2 separate regions of the Mus musculus genome follow, and region 1 is linked to region 2. Evidence: chromatin loops called from intact Hi-C (ENCODE). Cell type or tissue: heart. All regions are shown on one strand. Links, peaks and the distances in the headings refer to the core of each region. The heading gives the core; the rest is flanking DNA. Region 1 holds the start of 4930426I24Rik (RIKEN cDNA 4930426I24 gene). Region 2 holds the start of Churc1 (churchill domain containing 1).

Evidence for each region. Hi-C counts contacts between places; a loop is a spot of excess contacts. Peaks named below come from ENCODE experiments on the same cell type or tissue, not always from the same donor. Only the 100,000 strongest peaks of a DNase experiment are listed, where the experiment ranks them.
Region 1: it touches region 2 in a loop (2.5-fold over the local background); 1 of 42 quality-filtered maps calls a loop at or near these places.

The regions. Positions count from the first base shown.
Region 1 is chr12:76,398,706-76,404,088 of GRCm38, reverse strand. It overlaps 4930426I24Rik (RIKEN cDNA 4930426I24 gene), which reads left to right and starts at 95. Exons shown (of 4, transcript NR_166810.1): 1 at 95-932; 2 at 1,194-1,294. It also overlaps a transcript of Hspa2 not described here. In heart, for the core only: a CTCF peak has its summit at 2,228 (motif pointing left); a DNase peak (open chromatin) is centred at 838; H3K4me3 peaks cover 959 bases; H3K27ac peaks cover 870 bases.
Region 2 is chr12:76,762,861-76,768,243 of GRCm38, reverse strand. Churc1 (churchill domain containing 1) reads right to left here and starts at 2,706. Exons shown (of 4, transcript NM_206534.2): 1 at 2,606-2,706. The coding sequence starts at 2,644. In heart, for the core only: a CTCF peak has its summit at 2,490 (motif pointing right); DNase peaks (open chromatin) are centred at 2,503 and 2,743; H3K4me3 peaks cover 1,818 bases; H3K27ac peaks cover 1,617 bases.

The DNA of each region.
Region 1 (5,383 bases), core at 250-5,249, 360 kb after region 2:
AAGCGTGATTCGCTAACATCTTTCAGATTGGCGGGGCAGATGCCCAATGAGCAGCGCAGAATCCGAAGCGTGTGGCAGGGAGGCGCGGGGCGGGGCGCGCGGAGGCAGCACGGAAGGGGCGCTGGCCTCCGAAAGGGTTTCTGTACCGTTCGGTGTCGGGTGCCGCCACTGACTCGGCTCCCGGGGCCCGAATTCCTTCTAGGGCGGTTGCATCGAATACAGAACGGCTGGGATCGGTTCTCGCCTTCCCTGCCCCTGCTGTTCCTGTAGCGGGGACTGGGGCTGGGTGAGGGGCGGTTCCAGGGCGGGGACTGCGAAGTTGGGCGGGTACGAGTCAGTACCCCTCCCCCTTCCCAGCGCGTCTCAGAAAGTGCGCGACCGGGGAAGGATGCGGGGTGCTTACCCGGGAGGCGGGTGGCTTCCCGCGCAGCGCGAGCGGCTACGGCTCGCGAGCCGCCTCCGCCCAACTTTCTCCCTCGGCTTTCCTAGTTTATTTTCTTTCAGGCGCCCTAATGGGCGGTTTTGACTTCTTGGTGGCACTGCGTAATAAGCCAGTGTCACCCCTCTGACTCCCGTCCCCGCACGCGTGATCTTGTTAAGGAATTAGTCCTTTTGCGCGGAGTTCGGTTGAATGAGAAGAATAGGTTGGCAGCACAGACTTGTGAGAGGAAGTAGATGAAAAAGAGTCTTTGGCACTTGTTTAGCCGGAATCTGAGAATAATTTTGGAAAGTATTCTCTGGAACAAGGGGGTGGGCAGAAGCTGGCTCCTGTAAAAGGACTCCCTACAGGAAAACGGAGACCTGTAATGTAGAACGACCGCCTCGCCTTACGGATGGGAAGCTGAGGACAGTCGTCGCTGTAAAACTTTGACAGGTGCCCAATATGAGATGAAAAGAACAAGGGAAACGGGCCTAAGTCGTGTGATAAGGGGGTAAGCCAGTCCGGTGACAACAGAGGGCAGGGAGGGGCACACAGAGCCTGAGGGGAAAACATCAAAGCATCCCTGAGGAGGTGACATGCCTAACTCCTGCAAAGGAGAGTAAGAAAAGCATTCTTTATCGAGGTTGAGGTGGTGGAATGTGGGCGACGAGGAGGGCAGAAGAGTTCAGAATTGAAGATTAGAATCTGGATATGTTAAGCAACTTTTTGTGCTTTGGGGTGTTTGTTAGTTTGTTTGTTTTTGTCTTCGAAGCTCCAGGAAAGAAGCACCCCTCTGAAACTGGCCAGTAAGTCGTGTGAGACAGTGATGGAGAAGACAGTATGAGAAACATGAAAGTTTTCGTTGTCTAAAAGGTAATGTTGACAGAATTCAATAAAAAACTTTAAAAGAGCTTTTGATTAAAAAAAAAATTATCTGTGTGTGTGTATGCAATGTGGTGCAGAGGCCAGAATTAGAGACCCTAGAGCTAGAGTGACATTTGGTCCTGAGCCACCTGACACAGATGCTGGGAACTGAACCCAGGTCCTTTGGTGAAGCAGTAAGTGTGCTTACCCTCGGAGCCATCTCTCCAGCTCAGAGTTCTACAAAACTTAATCGGGAAAGTTTTAAAGATTCTTTCTATTCCTATATGTAATTTACAGTTTCAAAACCACGTTTGCCATTGGCAACTGCAGTTCTCTATTTTCCATGAAAGAAACTGAAGAAAAACTTGAAATAGGAAAGGATTAAAGAAAATATCAGACCATATGTGATAGTCTGTGCTTATATACCCAGCTCTGGGGAAATTCAGCGAAGAGGAAGAGAGGGGATGGAGCTGAAGGGATGGCTCAGCTAGGAAGGGGACTAACTACTCTTGCAGGGTCCTGGGTTCTGTTCCCAACATGCATATGGCGGTTCACAACCACCATTAACTCCAGTTCTAGGGAATGTCACCACTCTCTGACGTCCTTGGGCTTTTGTATTCAAGTGCACATAAACTCATAAAGGCACGCACATACATACATACATACATAAGTAAAAAAATAAATAAACCTCAGGCAAGCAGATGGTACACATCCATGTAGACAAAACACCTTTATTATATTATTGTTATTATTATAATATTTTTAAATGAATCTTTAAATATGGAAGGTAGCGGGCTGGAGAGATGTCTCAGCAGTTAAGAAGCTAGCAGCTTGCTCTTATAGAGGGCCTGGGTTCAGTTCTCAGCATCCTAAGATGAGGACTAACAAACATTTGTACCTCCAGTTCAATAGGATCCAACGCCCTCTTCTGGCCTCCAAGGGCACTGCACATGACTCAGGCACTCTCCTTACAATTTAAACAAAACAAGACTGAGAGCTGCCAGGCCCAAAACCGGTTCATACAGAGACCCTTAGAGCTTCATTTCTGAAGTAACTATGTCCTATTGATGAAGCCATTGCAGACAAAACTTGTAATCTTCCACCACATGCATCTTTAACAGTTCACTGAGATGACAGCAGCAGCTATACCTGTGTTTTTAGCTGCATTTTTCTGCTTGCACTTTTCACCTGGTAAAATTACATTTTCACGCTGTACACGGTATCTTGAGCCTTCCCCCAAAAGATACAGTAATAGCACCTTTATGTGACACTTCTTCAGTCACAGAATGTTAGCACATACTGATCTTATATTGACATCTTTTACATTTCCTGTGTTTATGTATAATTATGTTTTAAAACAGGCTTTTTTTTTCTTCTTTTAGATAATTCAGAATTCATTTTAAAAGTTCGGGTGGGTGTGGTGGCATGTTCCTAATCTCAGGACCAGGAGGCAGGAAGATTACTGCATACTGAGTCCAGGTCAGAATGAGCTATAGATTGAAACAGGAAACCCAAAGTAAATTAAAAGTTAAAATCACAGTCCATTATACATTGTTAAATCCGCACTTTTTTTTTAAAACCAGATAATATTGTGTTATCAGTGGTGTAGCAAAAGAGGCAAACCCTTCCGAGACTGCCCATTACTGCAGTATTCCTGGATGATCATGGGGCAGTGTTTTTGTTTTTGCCTTGAAGAGGCCATTCCCTTTATCTGATGCTAACTTGTGTGGGGTTCTTCCTAAGGAGATAATAGAAAAAGCCTGTGCTATCATTTATGGTGGTAACAGTAAATTGGAAATGGCTTAAATATCTAACACAAAAAGCAGTTACATATATGCCATGGTGAATTGTGTGTCTGTATATGTGTGTGTATATATATATACATATATATATACACACATGTTGTGTGTGTACATATATATACACATATATACATCGTGTATATATGTGTGTAAATATATATATTTACAGTATTTTGTGCATATATTTAATATGTGCGTATATATATTTACAGGATTTTTTTTCTTTCCTTTTAGCACTGGCTGTCTCAGAACTCACTATATAGAGCAGGCTGGCCTTGAATTCACAGAGATCTGTCTGCCTCTGTCTCTCAAGTGCTAGGATTAAAGGCATGTACTACCATGCCCAGCTAGTCACAAGATTTTTTTTTTTAAGATTTATTTATTTACTATATGTAAGTACACTGTAGCTGTCTTCAGAACCCCAGAAGAGGGCATCAGATCTCATTAGGGATGGTTGTGAGCCACCATGTGGTTGCTGGGATTTGAACTCAGGACCTTCAGAAGAGCGGTCAGTGTTCTTAACCGCTGAGCCATCTCTCCAGCCCAAGATTTTTAAAACTAATGCTACAGTAGCATTAATATTTGGGAACATTTATCATCATATCTCTTATTTATTTATTTATTTTATTTATTTTTGGTTTTTTGAGACAGGGTTTCTCTGTGTAGCCTTGGCTGTCCTGGAATTCACTCTGTAGACCAGGTGAGTTCGAACTCAGAAATCCACCTACCTCTGCCTCCTTAGTGCTGGGATTAAAGGCGTGCGCCACCACTGCCCGGCTTTTTCTTGTTTTTTTGGATTTTTTTTTTTCCAGAGCTGAGGACCGAACCCAGGGCCTTGCGCTTACTAGGCAAGTGCTCTACCACTGAGCTAAAGCCCCAACCCCTCTTATTTTTTTAAGATTTGTTTTATATATGTGTCTGTGCCCCTGTATGGTATGTATGTGTCTACAGAGTCCAAAGAGGGACTTGGATCACCTGAAGCTGGGGTTACAGGTAGTCGTGAGCTGGTGGAGGTGGATGCAGGACACTGAACTCAGAGCCTCTGGAAAGGGAAAGTCGGCAAGTGTTCTTAATTGCTGAGCCATCTCTCCAGCCCTGAGTACAAGATTTTGATAACACAGGAAATTGCCCTTGATATAATTAAGTGGAAATGAAGATACTCAACTTCTGTATGCTTTTTTTTATTATTATTTGCCAACATACATGCACCTGAATGCATGCCCATGCACTCACACAGTTAGAAGACTGTAAACGTAAACCGTCTTCCCCACCACTCTCCGCCCACTCCTTTAGGACAGGTTGTCTTGCTGAGCCTGATGCTTTTGGTTGTGTATGCTGGAAGCCAGCAAGGCCCAGCAATCGTCCTTTCCTACTGCACACACTTGGAGCTGGAGTTACGGATGTGGGGGGTGCAGCCATCCTGTTATATGTGCGCTGGGATCTTGCTTTATTTATTTATTTTATTTTATTTTATTTTGAGACAGGTTTTTTGTTTGTTTGTTTGTTTGTTTTTTCTGATAGCCCTGGCTGTCCTGGAACTAGTTTTGTAGACCAGGTTGGCCTCAAACTTAGAGATCTGCTCTCCTCTGCCTCCCAAGTGCTGGGATTAAAGACGTGCACCGTCACAGTCCAGCAAACTCTGATACTGTTGATTATGCAGCAACTGTTCTTAAACAATGAACTATTTTGCCATCTCCAACTTTTGTATCTTATTCTATTAGTAGAATAATTCTATGTATATGACAACTATAGCAGAGTTTAGATAGCAGGATTATTAGTAATTGTATTTTTATTATATTTTCATAATTGATTTTTTTTTGAGACAGGGTCTTATGTAGCCCAGGCTAACCTCAAACTCACCATGTGGCTGAAGATGACCTCAAACTCCTGATTCTCTTGCCTTACCCTTCCAGGTGCTAAGATGATAAGCATGAGCCAACATGCCCAGTTGATTCATATAAGGATTGAACACAGGGCTTCGTGCATATTAGACAAGCTCTCTGTCAACTGAGCTACCCTCCCCCAGCCCCTACAATTGAGTTTTAAAATAGCATCTAACATTTGACTGAAACAAAATTCATCAGTCTCATTAGTTACACATAACCAGTGCTGATTCCCAACAGGTAAAACTTCTCGTTATCAGATCATACATGGACTGTTTTCAAAGTATTTTCTAATCCAAAGACTAAATGTCCACAGATGTGTCAAAGAATCAAGAGCTTTAACATACTGTAAACACTCTTCAATCAATCCCTAGTCCCCAGAAGAGTTTCTGGAATGCAGTAGGAATGCCTCG
Region 2 (5,383 bases), core at 198-5,197:
CACATCCCAGCAACCACATGGTGGCTCACAACCATCCGTTAACGAGATCTGACTCCCTCTTCTGGAGTGTCTGAAGATAGCTACAGTGTACTTACATATAATAAATAAATAAATTTTAAAAAAGAGTATGAACTAAAACAATATAGAAAAATAATAAAAGCAGAAACATAACAATAATTATAAGCAAACAGCAGAACCACCAGTTATGTAAAAAAACAAAAAACAAAAAAAAAACAAACAAAAAACCCCCACTTCTTATATTCCAGAAGCCTCTCTCCGACTTTTTGTTGTTGAGAGATTTACAGTTATTTCATGTATATCAATGCCTGCCTAGTACTCATGGAGACCAGACAGTTGGATCCCCAGAACTGGAGTTATAGACAGTTGCTAGCTGCCATGCCAGGAACTGAATCCAGGTCCTTTGCAAAAGCACCAATCACCGAGCAATCTCTCTGGCCCCTTATATAACCACTCTCGATCATACTCTGTCTAGCAGCCATCAACACAATGTCTTTAGAGTAACTTCTTGTTTTACCAACCAGGAAAGTCTTACTGTAATTTAGTCTGCTTCATTTAAAGCTGCACTTCATGTGTTCTTTCGCCAATACTGTCAGACTAAAGTCAGGCTGCTGTATCTGATTCTAGTGCTCCCATTGCTGTAATTCTGGGTTCTTTAACGTCTGCACTACTGACACTGGGGCATACAGACCTTCGGTTAGATGGCTGTCCTGTGCACTGCAGTATAATACTCGGTCTCTACCCACTAGATGCCAAGGAGCGCCTTCACTGTGACAATCAAGTGTCTCTAGATATTGCCAAACCGCTTCCACTTGAGAGCTGATACTCTAAATCTAATTCACACTCACAACCCTACTCTTTATATGAGTACACTGAAGCTGTCTTCAGACACACCAGAAGAGGGCATCAGATTCCATTACAGATGGTTGTGAGCCACCATGTGGTTGCTGGGAATTGAACTCAGGACTTTCAGAAGAGCAGTCAGTGCTCTTAACCGCTGAACCATCTCTCCAGCCCACAACCCTACTCTTAAGACATTTCCTTTTACGAACACGAGTTTTGCTCTGGCCTACGACAAATAATGATCTTACAAGCATTCTTATACACGTTGCCAGGAGATGAGAGCACGTGCATTTTTCCGGGATAAGCACTTCTGTGTCATTCCAGGGGACATTTAAATTTGATAATGAATGGTAATGACTTTATAAACCAAAGTGGTTGTACCATAATGAAAATTCCTCTAACATAACAATCTCAAAAGACTTACATATAACTCAAAAAAGAAGTTTTCTTTTTGTGGGGTTTTTGTTGTTTTTTCAAGACAGGGTTTCTCAGTGTAGCTCTAGCTGTCCTCAAACTAGCTCTATAGACCAGGCTGGCCTTGAACTTGGAGATCTGCTTGCCTCTGTCTCCCCAGTGCTGGGATTAGAGGTGTGTGCCCATCACTCACAAACTATTAAGAGAAAGAACTATGAGGATGTTTTCCCTCCCAGCCAACTCAAGGGTCCTTCATCTTGCTATTGTCCTGCAGATCCTTCCTCCTCTAAATCATCGTCCAAACCCACCTTATGTGGAAGGAGAACACCGCAGCCCCATTCCTGCTCAATCTTCCTTTTCACTACGTTTAAACAGCAGCCTGTCAATCCTATGCCCCCAAATTGCAAGCCCAGAAGCAGCCCCAGAGCCTTGGCAGTCACTCCTTCACAGAGCAGCCAAGCACTCTCTACACACATCAACGTGCAGTAGTGATTCCCTGAAAGAACAGTAAGAGCCAAGCCTCAAAACCTCCTAAGCCCGAGAGGCGCAAAGGCTTAAAATAAGAGCAGGGGGTATAGTTCTGTTGGCAGAGTGCTTGCCTGGTAGGGACACATGCTGGGGTCAGGCCTCAGTGCTAAGAAGGGAAGGGGAAAGGGAAGGCGCAAGGAAAAGAGAACGGGACGAGGCGGAGAGGGAGATCACAATCTAGTCTCGGCTCTCATACTTGGGCAGGTGATAGGTCCTCTCTGGGGACCAGTTCTGCCATCTTCAAACGTGGGTTAGAACCAGAGGCTGGAAGTGTAGCTCAGTCGGTGGCAAGCTTGCCTCCGCACCAAGCTCTCACTTCCATCCCTAACATTTTCTAAATTGAGCCCAGTGGCGCGCGCTTGTAATGCCAGCGTTCAAGAGGTATGTGGAAGGAGGATCAAAGTCAAACAAAATCCTCCTCGGGTACATAGAGAGTTCGAAACCAGCCTGGGCTACACAAAACCTGTCTCAAAAAAGGTGGATTTTAAAATGACCTCATACGTTCATTCAGCGACAGAATGAGGTAAAAAGAATTCCATCAAGTCGAGCTGGAGGATGAAGCCGGGATCGCGTCAGGGCCTCAGAGGCTGCTGTCAATTTGGGTGGGTAGGTAATTTTGAGGGTTCCCCGTTGTCCCCAGCAACAGAACCGGAAGGACCGCTGACGTCAGCCACCAGAGGGAACCTGCGGCCGGTACTCAGGGTCACTGGGGTGACAGGACTGCAGAGTGGGCCCCTGGCCTGTCTAGGAATATCGGTCGAACACCGAGCCTGCGAGAGGCTCTTCGCGCCCACTTGCTCACCCGATTGGGGTACTCCTTCTCCACACAGTCCCCACACATCGTCACGCAGTTTTCGGAGAACGACCCCAGCGACACCCGGAAGGCGAAACCTCGCGAGAGTTGAGATATCGATTTTGTCGCACACGATCTAAGGACTCCACAGCTGGCTAAAAGTCTCCGCCCATAGCAACGGTTGTTAGGCGGTCTCCGGGTAAGGAGGGTGCACCGAGGACTGGACTCAAAAATCTTCAGGTATTGAAAAGATCTGAGGACTCAAAGAAGTGTCGAAAAGAGGAAGAGGCTTTGAGCCTGAAAGAACTTCTAATAGGCGCCTTCTTGAATTCTGATTAAAAAAGAATTACAGAAGTACAGCAAAAAGGGGAATTGTTTCTTCTTGCCTCCATTTTTACCAGACTCAAAAAACCTGAAATGACAGTTTAAATACCATTTTGTGCTATAATAACAGATAAGAGATCAGACTTCAGAGAAGGAGTAAGCTGGTGTTTGGGAAGAGAAGCTTAGAGCGCTGTCGAGAACCTACTAAATTATTTAAATTAGATTCTTATCATACGCCTTGTACAAAAATCAATTCAAAAATGGATCAAAACCCATTATCTAAAACAGGAAACACTGAAACTTCCAGAAGAAAACATAGGGGATAGTTGTCAAGATATTGGGTTGGAGGGGCTGGAGAGATGGCTTAGCCATTAGGAACACTGAATGCTCTTCCAGAGGACCCAATTTCACTTCCCAGAACTCACATGGCAGCTCACAACTGTCTGTAACTCCAAGATCTGACACCCTAACACAAACACACATGCAGGCAATGTGCATAAAATAAAAGTAAATTTTTTAAAAAAGACACTGCTTTGGACAAGAACTTTTTAATTAGCACAGGAACACTAACACTAACAGAAACTAACCCTTAGTATCAACGGACTACACGAAAAGTTTCTATTCAGCAAAGGACACAATTAGCAGAAAAAAACAGTCCTCAGCATGGGAAACATCTTTACCAGCCATATTTCAAACAAGAGGCAAATATCCAGAATTTATAAGAATTGCAGAAACTAAATACCAAGGAAACAAAACTGCCAGTCAATAAATGGGCAAATGAATTGAATAGACACTTTTCAAAATTAAAAAAAAAAACAAAACATGGCCAATAAGTGTTCATTGTCCTCAAACATCAGGGAAGTGCAAATTAAAATTATTTTTTAGATACCCTCTCACCCCTGTCGGAATGGCTCTCATCAATAAATCTGATGACAAATGCTGGGAAGGATGTGGAGAGAAAGGAACTGTTAGTCACTGTTGGTGGGAGTGCAAATTAAAATACAGACATTGTAGAATCAGTTTGGTGACTACTCAAAAAGTTAAAACTAGAATCACCATATGAACCTGTTATTCTATTCCTGGGCATTTACCCAGAACACATAGGAATATTTACACCCCTGTGTTTATTCCTGATTTATTTACTCTACCAAGAATTAAGATCAACCTAGTTGTCTGTCAACAGATAAAAGTAAAATGAAAAATCTCTCTATATAAAAAATGGAGCTGGGCAGTGGTGCACATGACATTAGTACCAACACTCGGGAGGCAGAGGCTGGCCAAACTCTGTGCAGTTTAGGCCAACCTGGTCTATAGATAGAGTTCCAGGACAACCAGGGCTACACAGGAAAAAAAATACTATTCAGTTCTAAAGAAAAAAAATGAAATCACAAAATTTGTAGGAAAATGAGTGGACTTATAATATTAAGTAAGGTAATACACCCTCAGGAAGGAAAAAAAAGCTGTTCTCCATGATACCCAGAATGTAGTTGTTAGCATTCTAAGCTCCACCCCATAGTTACCTGGCAACAGCCAGGTGTGCCTGACTCACTATAAAAGGGGCTGCTTGCCCACCTCTTCACTCTCTTGCTCCTGTCTTCCTGCCCCTGCTCTGTCTTCTCGACCATTCTTCCCCTCTCTCTCCACATGCTCATGGCTGGTCTCTACCCCTCTACTTCTCTACTCTTTCTTTCTCTGCCTTTCTCTGCCTCTACTACCCTCTTGACTCCCCTCCCCATGCCCTGAATAAACTCTATTCTATACTATATGGTCCTGTGGCTGGTCCCTCAGGGGGAAGGGATGCCTCAGCCTGGGCCCACAGAGACACCCCTTTCTATGCCTCCATAGAACATACCCCACCTCTCTTTATCATTTTATAAACACATCAGTAGTCACTAGTATGTGTGTGTGGAAATAAATGTGTATGTGGGAATAGGATCATATAGAGAAAAGAGAAGAAGAAAGTGTAGCAGTTAATTAAGCCACTTTGCCTCCTGATAGGTCTCTCACTGCACCTGCCCAAGAGCTCTGGATTAGCCAATGAAAGACACACACACACACACACACACACACACACACACACACACGCATGTCAGCTAATTTTGATATGCTTTGACTAGCTCAGTGACTGAGCACTTCTAAACCTCCCCGTGGCTAGCACACACTCCCCTCCAGTATTCCTAGCTTAACACACAAATGTAAAATGCAAACTTCTGGGCACCTCCTCCACCCCCACAGGGCTGCTTTCCCTTTCCCCCTGTACAGCTGGATCACTTTTCTCCTGCAGCTCTTAACTCTGATCCCTCTCCTCAGTCTCTCCCCTGGTCCCTTGCCCAAGCAATCTAAAAGTCCCGCCCTGTCTCCCTGCCCAGACATTGACTGTACAGCAAATCTTTATTACCAATCGAAGTCAGCTAGGGGCAGGGACCCTCAGCTCTGGAAGCATGGCTTTTGGGAGCCAAAATA